2 separate regions of the Homo sapiens genome follow, and region 1 is linked to region 2. Evidence: read pairs that join two places in POLR2A ChIA-PET (ENCODE). Cell type or tissue: MCF 10A. All regions are shown on one strand. Each heading gives the region's core, and the rest is flanking DNA. Links, peaks and the distances in the headings are about the cores only. Region 1 overlaps LOC124904899 (a long non-coding RNA gene). Region 2 overlaps RPRD1B (regulation of nuclear pre-mRNA domain containing 1B).

The links. Peaks named below come from ENCODE experiments on the same cell type or tissue, not always from the same donor. Only the 100,000 strongest peaks of a DNase experiment are listed, where the experiment ranks them.
Region 1: POLR2A ChIA-PET joins it to region 2 with 7 read pairs; 5 of 35 experiments call an interaction of 5 or more read pairs at or near these places.

What each region holds. Positions count from the first base shown.
Region 1 is chr20:38,112,619-38,117,997 of GRCh38, reverse strand. It overlaps LOC124904899 (a long non-coding RNA gene), which reads right to left. Exons shown (of 2, transcript XR_007067580.1): 2 at 3,120-3,378. Among named protein-coding and RNA genes, the nearest start is that of TGM2, 50 kb to the left of the region's middle. In MCF 10A, for the core only: no CTCF peak of the experiment used is centred there; no DNase peak of the experiment used is centred there.
Region 2 is chr20:38,041,280-38,046,658 of GRCh38, reverse strand. All of the region lies in intron 2 of RPRD1B (regulation of nuclear pre-mRNA domain containing 1B), which reads right to left. Among named protein-coding and RNA genes, the nearest start is that of RPRD1B, 10 kb to the right of the region's middle. In MCF 10A, for the core only: no CTCF peak of the experiment used is centred there; a DNase peak (open chromatin) is centred at 2,568.

The DNA.
Region 1 (5,379 bases), core at 115-5,114, 72 kb before region 2:
TTTCTCTCCTCTGAACTCCCACGCCAATTCACCGTTCATTCACTCAGAGATTATTTAAAAGGCACCAATCATGTGCCTGGCATTTTTGACATTTTACATGATTACTTAAGGGCCCATTCATCTCTGCTACTCTACTACAAACTTTGAGAAGAAGATTGTATCTTACCTCCTGCTTACTCAGAACCCAGCAATGTGACCAGCACACAGCTGGCATTCAAAGAAGGTATGTGGAATTCATTCTAAATATCCTTTTTCTCATATCAGCCTCCCCCCGGGAAACAGGTCCTCCATGGAAGGTTCCAGGCCTGATTCATTATTGCATGCCCTAGAGAACAGCCTAGAACTTAATAGAAGTTTGTTTGTTTCTTTGTTTTTTGAGTAAACACAAAATGATTAAATGATGATGGCTTTAGTTTCTACCATGACTGTCCAGTCAAAGGTTTTAAAAGGAGATGAGACTTACCTCCAGATTTGGGAGGATGGGTACAGATAAGTGAGGATTAGCAATCTAGATGGGGCACCGCAGGAAGGAAGGCATGTTACCTTACAAATATCTACTGGGAACAGAAACCATGAAAAGTACCAGCAGAATTAAAAGAGAACCAAATACTGATGGTTGCACAACATTATGAATGTATTTAGTACCACTGAACTGTAAACTTAAAAATGGTTAAGATGGTAAACTTTATGTTACATATTTTTGCAACAATTTTAATAACTGAAAAAATAGAGAAACCCAAATAGAACTTCTAGAAATGAAAAATACAATAACTGAAACATAGAAGTCGATGGTTGGGTTTGATAGAAGATTAAACAGAGCTAAAGAAAAACACGAGTGAGGCAGAAGATAAATGATCCAGAATATAGTACAGAGAAGTAGATAGGTGTTAAACATAAAAGAGAAGTTGGGAGACATGGAAGAGAGGCTGAAAATATCTGACATCTATTTAATAGCAGTTTCAGAAAAATACAAGAGAGAAAATGGGGCAGACACACTAACTGAAGAAATAATGACAGAGAACTTTCCAAAACTGATGAGAGGTACTAATCCACAAATTCAAAAATCCCAACAAATCTCAAGGAAAGTGATAAGAATAAATCCACGTCTAGACATCACAGTGAAGGAGAAAAACATCACAGACAAAGAGAAAAATCTAAGGAGCAACCAGAAAATAAGAAAAATAACCTTCAAAGAAATGACAGAGTGATGAAGACTTCTCAACAGCAACAACAGAGCCAGGTGATAGTAACATGATACATTCAATGTGCTGAAAGAAATTAACTACCCAACTAAAATTCCATGCTCATCAATATGTACTTCAAGAATATGGGTTAAATAAAAGCATGCTCAGACAAAAAAGAATAGAGCACATTCTGCTTGTTGAAACTTGTTACAGTGTACACTTTATGTAGAAGAAATACGAACACTGATGGAAGGCTTGAGATGAAAGGAGAAGTGAAGAACAAAGAAATGATCAATCCATCTGCCAGTCTAGCTGAGCACTGACTACATAAAACAATAACATTAATGTCTTGTAGAGTTTATCTTTTTTAAAAAAATAATTAGAATACACCAAAACCATGGAGTATATGTCAAATTAGAGTAGCAGTGTTCTAAGGCCTGGAAGAAGAGCAATGGTACTGATTATATTTAGACTTCAGTAAGTTAAATATTCATGTTGTAATTTCAATGATAACATTAAAAGAATAAAAACAGTGCATAATCCCCAAACTAGTGGAGAGGGGAAATAGAACGCAAAAGTAATCAGTTCAAAATGGGAAGGAAGGAAGGAAGGGAGAAAGGGAGGAGGCGGTAAGAAGAAAGGAAGGAAGGAGGAAGGGAGGGAGGGAGGGACAGAGGGAGGGGAGGGGAGAAATCACAAAATAAGCTAGTGGGTTTGCACCCATATACATTGATAAATTATATTAAATATCAAAAGACCAAATGCTCCAGTTAAAAGATGAATATTCATGAAGATTAATTAAAGAGAAATGGCACAAAAATATTAGAAATAAAAAATGAACATCACTACAGATGCTGCCAACATTAAAGAAAAAAGAGGCTATTTTGAAAAATTTTGATCCAATAAATTTGAAATTTTAAGTGAAATAAGCAACATACTAGAAGGTATAACATTCCAATTTTGATTTAAGACAAAATAAAAAACCCTAGATAGTCCTTTAACAATTAAATAAATTGAATCAGTTGTTAAAACCCTTCCAGTAAGAAAACTTCAACCTCAGATGGCTTCATTGGTAAGTGCTATCTAACATTCATCTTTGATAATCTCTTCCAGAGAATAGAAAAAGAGTGAATAAACTCCAATTCATTGTATGAGGCTGAACTACCTCGGAGGCTGAGGTGGCGGTATCCCTTGAGCCCAAGAGTTCAAGGCTGCAGTGAGCTATGATCAAGCCACTGCACTCCAGCTTGAGTGACAGAGAATGAGATCCTGTCTCTTAAAAAATGAATAAATAAAAAATGAATATTAGCCTCCCAAAATTCAACATTATTAAAAAATACCACAACCCCCTAGAATTCATTCTTCTCCCTGCAGCCAGAGGGAGTTTCTCAAACATAAATCCAATCATGCATGCCCTTGCCTAGCCATTCAATGTCTCCCTGTTGTCCTTACTATGAGCTGCATGGTCTGGCGCACTCCTGCCTCTCTCTGTCAGTTCCCCAGTCACCCATTCTGCTGTAACCAAACTGGACTTTTTTGATTTCTCAAAATATCCCAAACTCTTTCCCTCTTCAGGGCTTTTGCACAAAGCTATTCTGTGGTGTTCTACTTATTTCTTATACTCTAAAAGTTAGAGACATAACATAGTAATTTATTGCTGGGGATGGTGGCTCACGCCTGTAATCCCAGCACTTTGGGAGGCCGAGGCAGGCAGATCACTTGAGGTTGGGAGTTCGAGACCAACCTGACTAACATGGAAAAACCCCGTCTCTAATAAAAATTCAAAAATTAGCCAGGCATGGTGGCGGGCGCCTGTAGTCCCAGCTACTCGGGAGGCTGAGGCAGGAGAATTGCTTGAACCTGGGAGGTGGAGGTTGCAGTGAGCCGATATCACACCACTGCACTCCCGCCTGGGTGATAGAGTGAGACCCCATCTCAAAAACAAAAACAAAACAGTAATTTATTATGTTTCCGGGGTTGACTGTGCCCAGTTGAGTGTTTCTTTCTGCAGCTGCAGTCAGATGGGGGCTAGGGCTGCAGTCATCTGAAGGCTCGAGGGCTGGATGGAAGACAGCGCATTCATATGGTGGGCAGTTGACGCTTGCTGTTGGCTGAGAGCCCAGTTACATGGTTGGCCACTCCATGTGGCTTAGAATTCTCCCAGCATGGCAGCTGGATTCCAAGAGGAAGTGGCCTAAGAAACAGAGTCCGAAGAACCCAGAAGCAAAAGCTACTGGAGTAATTAAAGGTTACATCCAGAAATAACACAGCATCACTCCTGCCTTATTCCATTGGTCAAAGCAATCACAGGTCCCACCCAGAATCAAGGCTGGAGAAATAGACTCCATCTCTTGCTGAAGGAGTGGTGAGTCACACTGCATAAGAGTGAATGTGATGGGAGATACTGCTCAAGCCATCTTTGGAAAATGCAGTTTGCCATAGCTAGTCTCTTCTTGTCATTTATGCCTGCCCTTAAATGTTTCATGACTTTCCCTGTCCACCCTATCAAGGGTAGTCACTATGTCATGTCACTCTATTTTAATTTTTGTCATAGCCCGTATTATCATCTGGCATTATGTGATATCATTGTATAATATTTGCCTTCCTACAGCTGAACCTAAGCTCCTTGAGAGTTGGGACTTTGTCTTGCTCAGTGCTATGTTGCTCCTTCCTCATGAGGGCAGGGCGTATGGTAGGTGCCCAGAGACTTACTGAATTATTGAATGAAGCTTCTGGGGGAAGGTTTGCACTCGGCAGGCAGGAAGCTCTTTTGAACATCCAGGGATGAACCTCGTGAGAACAGGCTACTGCACATGTCATTGAGTTCCCTATTACTGGCAGGGTTCATGCAGGGACAGGATGGGCTGCCTCCAGGAGTGCCAGAGAAAGAACCTGGACTCAGAGGGAGAGGCTGGTCCTTCCCCATGCTGGACCTCAGCTCTTCTCACCTTGGGAGCCAGCCTCTCTTCTTACCTTTGGCTCCTCTTCAAGTCAACCTGATCCCTCTGGTTTCTGGGGATAATGAGCCAGGATTTATGGCTCCACTTCAATCCCTAATATTGTCACTGTCCATTCAACCTCCCCTAGGCTCTGCTTTCGCAGAAAACCCACAACGGTTATTTCTCCTCCCTTTCCCCTAACCCCGCCCCACCAGGCTTATCTTCCTATTTCAAGTTTTCTGGCAGAGAACACGGCTCCCCCATGTGGTGGGCATTGGGCTGGAGGCCTCTCCACACACAAACTTGAGGGAGGTCACTCTGTTAGAAGCCTCCAAAGGCGCCCCATTGCCTAGAGGAATGTTTTCTCCATACCACAGGCCCTTTGATTAAAGCGAATCCTTCCTTGAACCACCACAACCACCACCACCACCACACTGAGCTCTCACTGTGTGCCTGGCACTGTGTTCTGAGCTTTGCCTGTTTGACCTCACTGAATTCTCCATAATTCCTCAGGAGACAGGGGTTATTATTGGCTCCTCAGGTCACACGGTATGGGGACTTGGGACTGGAACATTCTCTGTTCAGACCACACATTTGTGAAACACTGTGAAACATTGTACCCGATCCCCTAATGGCATAGCACAGAGTAGTAGAGCTGCTTTCGGTGGAGCGGGGAGTAGGGGGGTCAGGAGCCCTGCCTCCTCAACTCTCCCACCTTCTTCCTCGAAGCAGCTCCCCCAAACCACTGAGGCACCACATCCATCATGCTCCCCATGGTGGGGCCAAGGAAGCAGAGCGGATGATCAGGTGGACTCTGGAGTCAGAGAGCTCTGTGCGTTCCAGCTGCACAAACCTGGGCCTCGGTTTCCTCCTGCAGCATGGCGCTGATGGGCATGCCTACTTTGGGAGGGTTACCATGAGGATTAAACAAGATGGGGATGGCACCCAGGAGGTGCGCCTTGCCTGTGGGCCTGGTTTATCAGCAGTCTCTGGGGTTTAGGGGAGCTCCTCAACACCTCCCTCTGGACTCAAAACCATAGGCCCAGGGTCGGGAGCTGAGGAGTCAAGGCAGCCCTGACCCCTGCCAGGAACACAGGCCGATCAGCTGTGCCGGCTCTACTTGCAGCTGGTGCATCGCGGGCAGATGCAGGGAGGCAAAGCTGCTAATGAATCAGTCAGTTTCCAGAATGTCCCTCCTCCCCCACCCCCCGCCCCCCACAACAGAATGCTCCTGCCCTGACAGGTGCCACAGGAGG
Region 2 (5,379 bases), core at 279-5,278:
CAATTCCTCTCCTCCTTCAGGGGTATGTTTAGTTACACCACCTTCAGTGTGTCATTCCCTAATCTCCACGTTGAAAATAACACTCCCTGCCCCTACTCAATTTTTCTCCATACAACTTTTCTGGTATGCTGTATATTCAATAGTTTACTTTTTGTTTACACGCTTTCCATTTGAATGTAATTTCCACAGGGGTGCAGATTTGTCATTTTCTCCCATTGCTATATGCCCTTGAACAAGCACAATGAATATCTGTCAAATTGTAATCTTTTCCAGAAAAATGTATATGGGTTTCGGTAAGTAATACAGTTACTTAACTTTCAACAATCATCTTACTGTATCAAGGTCATGGCAGAAATCAACTAAGCACTCCTCAGCTCGACCAATGAAGGTTTACAAAGAATAAGAAGGCCTGGGTCCTGACCTCTAGGGCTCGACTCAGCAATCCCTCAGACCTGTTTTTAGTCTCCTTTCCCTACCCTACCTGGAACTTTGCATTCCAGCAACACCCACCCGTATGTATTTGCTACTCAGAATTTGTTCTCTCATGTGCATGTGCCTTTGTTCATGCTATCTCTTCTCCTTCAAATGGAATAGCCAAAATTGAACAAGGCAAAGGGAAAGGAGTAATTCAAGTAGCTGAAGTATATGGGGGAATGTGCGGAAACTGCAGAAGAATCTGGAAGGAGGGTGGAATTCAATTACAGCGAGCCCTGAATGCCATATTAAAGCACGTGGCCTGCAGGCAATGGGAGGTCCCTAATGTGAGCAAATGTATAGCTTAGAAAAATAAAGTCATTATAATTAGTAAAACCAAATTGCAACTAATCAGAACTTAGTTAATGAACTAGCTGGTACTTTTAGCATAAAATCTGTTTGCTGCAGATTCTCTGTTCGCTTAAAAGAAAGAGAAACCAGTCTCGAGAATAAATTCTTATCAAGGACTTAGTTTAAAAGTAGGTGGGTATCACAACACACACCCACCACCCACCATTCCTGGAGATACTTGGGACTCCATTCAGGCTAAGACTGGTTTTGTGTACAGTTTCAGGCACAGTGGAAAATGATGCTCAAACCTGTTATAACCACAAAACATTTTCAAAAGGCTTTTACTACTAAAGGCCAAAAGGGGGGTTCTAGTTTAATTAGTGAATATAACTAACCAGGACAGATATTTCCTTGAACATTGTGGTAAATCAAAGTTTTGCTAGATAAGTTTCAAAGTTATACATAAAATATTCAAGAAATCTTTCTACTGATTAGGTTTTGAAGGAAGTAGCTCCAGCGAAATGGAAGTCACTTTGGCATCTGGAATTAGATACAACCAAAGTAATAAAGCCGTTTTATAACAGAAAGAGAAATATTTTCAGGTTGTACTAACTCCAATCTAAACTGAGAAATCTTTAAGTGGAAAAAAAGACTGAACAATCTTTGCCAACAATCTATGAATAAAGTGGAAGATGGCAAATAATTACATACACAACTTAATATTACGTTGAACACTTCATATTTTAATTCTGATTAATAACAAATTCAATCACTTTATTTTTCAATACAGATAGCAAAACTGACCTTTAAGAGTGAAAAATGTATATGATACACACAAACAGAATTGGCTGCTTGACGTGTCAGCTGGACACCTGAGTCCCTGCAAAGCCAGCCTTGGGGGCCTTTTCTTCCTCTACAGTTCTATGGCACTTTTTCAGTACAACCACAGTAATTTGTACAACTCTGTCTTATCTCATGCACAGCAGGCCTATGGTAGGCCTACTAAGGGCAGGAATTCTAAGTATTCCCTACACTTCCAACAGTACCTCATGTAAAGCTGGTTCAGAAAGGAGTTAACACAGAAGGCCAGACTGCTACCCTTAGGGAAGTGGTCTGGGAACTTGGGATTTCCGAGTGTCCCTACCATTTCCTAACTGGTAAGGGTGGTTTACTGGGCCTAAATTGTTTGTGCAAGCAATACGGTTCTTAATGAACACCTGAGCCTGGCGCGGTGGCTGACGCCTGTAATCCCAGCACTTTGAGAGGCCAAGGCGGGCAGATCACAAGGTCAGGAGATCAAGACCATCCTGGCTAACATGGTGAAACTCCGTCTCTACTAAAAAATACAAAAAATTAGCCGGGCATCATGGCGGGCGCCTGTAGTCCCAGCTACTTGGGAGGCTGAGGCAGGAGAATGGCATGAACCCGAGAGGCGGAGCTTGCAGTGAGCCAAGACCAAGCCACTGCACTCCAGCCTGGGCGACAGAGTGAGACTCCGTCTCAAAAAAAAAAAAAAAAAAATGAACACCTGATTTATTTCTGGGAGCTTAGAATTTTGGCAGAGGGTGTCTACATGACCAATCCAATAAAAACTCTGGGCACAGAGTCTTTAATGAGCTTTCCTGGTAGGTTACACATCATACACATCACAACTCAGTGCTAGAGGAATTAAGCGTGTTTGTGGAATAACACTGAGAGAGGACTCGGAAGCTTATACCCAGAGCGCTCCAGTCTGCTGCGGGTACTGCATGCACATCACCCTCTGCTGCTGCTGCTGCTTTGGATCCTTTAGCTGTAATGAATCACTGCCATGACTATGACTACATGATGAGCCCTGTGAGTCATTCTAGGGAATCACCAAACCTGGGAGTGGTCTTGGGGCCCACAACAATAAGTAAATATCATGTGGGTAACTCTCAAATTTATGTCTCCAGAAATCAAGTCTCTACTGAGCTTCAGACTATTTTATCCACCTGCCTATTTGGCATCACTCCTTGGAATATTCACTAGCCACCTCACACTCGGCCTGGCCAAAACAAAACTCGTGATTTCCTCCACCAAATCTTTTCCCCAATCTTCACTTCAGTAAAGGGCACCATCAGTCATTCCTTACATCAAAAACCTAGAAATCGTCTTTGATTTCTCTTTTCACTTACTACCAGCTCCCACTCAACGCCTATAAATCCTATCAGTTTTACACTGGAGAGGTGGGGATCCTCCCACGAAGGAAGCACTCAATAAATGGAAGCTATTAGTATCTTCCCATTGCTTCTGAGTCCTAGGCAATGTCACCTCTAGCCTGCATCACAGCAATATCCTCCAAACTCATGTCCCCGCCCCTCCCTTGGCCTTTACAATCCATCCCTCTACACTAAGCCATTTTTAAAGAGGGATGTTTTAAAAATGTATGTTGGAATATATTGGAATATATCATTCCCCTGGTTAAAACTCTTCAATGACATCCCATGAGAAAAAAATCCTAACTTCCAAGACTTACAGGGTGTATGTGACTGCTGCATGTCCACCTCTCGGACCTCATCTGGATATCACTTTTCCCTTTGTGCACTATATTCTAACCACACCAGCCTTCATTCTGTTTCTCTTAGAAGGCCAAGATGATCTCTGCCTTAAGTTTTTCTTAATAGCTGCTCCCGCTTCGCATGATTACCGCAAATGTCATTTCCTTAGAGGCCTTCCTGAACCACACTACCTGTGAGATCCTACTCTAGAACATCACTCCATTTTACTATGTCCATATTGTCCTGCTCTGAAAGTATCTTGCTCATTTAATTGTCTTTGCCTGCCTTGTTCACTGCTGCTCCCCCCGTGTCTGGATCCATACTTGGCACATAGAAGGCACTCCAATACATGTTGAATGAAAAATGACATGGACAGCTGTCTCCTCACTGGGAAGAAAACAAGGCACTTGTATGAAAAGCAAGTTTGCAGTCTGGTTAATTAAACTGCTATTCAAATCAAATCTATCCTATGAACTTGGCAGCTTTCTCTGACTTGAGAGTTTTTTTTACTGTTTGTTTGTTTTGGGTGTGGAGGTGTCTTTTATCATAAAAATATCCCTCATCAATTTAGTCAACAGTAATGGGTCAACTATCTTTGTTCATCAACTGACCACAGAAAAAGCACACAGAAAGTATATGTTAATTAGGCTACTCCTACTGTGGACGAGCTGCATCACGGTTGAAGCAGAACTGTTGGACTTTCTGTCCCAATAATGGGGTATAAGAAAGGAGATTGGAAACATGGGTATCCTGAATGTAATACCCAAGCAGAATCTTAAAAGAACCAGAATGCAAACAGAAAGGAATTCGGGCTATTTTATTGAGAAGGACCAGGTTTATCTTCCTCACACTGCCACTGAATCTGCCAAGACACCTAAAACCTGGCTAGTTTTTAAGGTGTTCCCAAGAAAAAAGGAATTTTTAACCCTGGTGTTGCCCACCCCCTTTTCCACCCCTTTCTATTTACTTTTTGGTTTCAGGACAGCTAAAGATTACAGATCGTTTGTCTGTTTGTAATTTAGAGACAGGGTCATGCTCTGTTGCTAAACCTGGAGTGCAGTGGTATGATTATAGCTCACTACAGCTTTGAACTCCTGGGCTCAAGCAATCCCCCTGCCTCAGCCTCCCAAGTAGCTAGGACTACAGGTGCACACCACCATGCCTGGCTAATTTTTAAAAAATTTTTTGTAGACACAGGGTCTCACTATGCTGCCCAGGCTGGAATTTTTTAATAACACTGTTATGTTTACTATCCCTACAAGAAATCATTCCAGCCAACTCCCTAGACCAAATCTCTTCCATAATGAGTTAACATTAATTAACTCATTTAACAAATATTTACTGAACGCCTACTGTGTCAGGGCAGACCATAATGTTGCCCAGCTCCTGGGACACCACTTACATGGAGGCTATATAAATGGTATTCCTTCAAGCTACATAACTCAGCAGCTCTGTGCCAGACACTTTACTAGGTGCCTGGAATATAGGAAAAAACAAATGATCCAATGAATGAGCAAATGTGGAACAGGCATTGTACTACATACTTTTAAACATATTGTCTGTCTTTACCCTCACAACTCTTATGAGGGGGAGTGGTATCCTCCCCCTTTAGCCAGTTAGGAAATTTGGGCTCAAAAAGTTAAGTAACACATCCAAGGTCACTCACATAGTGTCTGAGGCAGAGCTACCATCAATTTCTAAGCAACTGTGAACTAAATCTCATCAAAGCAAGAAAATCTGTCTATTTCAGATAGCTCCTCTAGTAGTCTGTTCTAAGCTTACTCTGTTATGAAGATTCAGTATTTTTTTCAAGTTAATAACACATTTTGCTACTTGCGCCCATGTTGATCAAAAGGTGAGCCAGTTATGTAACTTATCCACAAAAACCATCTTTTTCATCTCTAGAAAGCTAGGTGTCATTTCTTTCTCTTGGATTTCTAATTTTATTCCTTCAAACTTTTCAAATCCTGCAATGAAAGCAGGACTTCATTTCTCATTTAAGGCCTTTCACTATATTTTAGACCTAGTAACAATTTATGTTTAACCTACTAGTCTCCCATTCATGTTTCCCAATTCCTTTTGCAAATATCTGTTT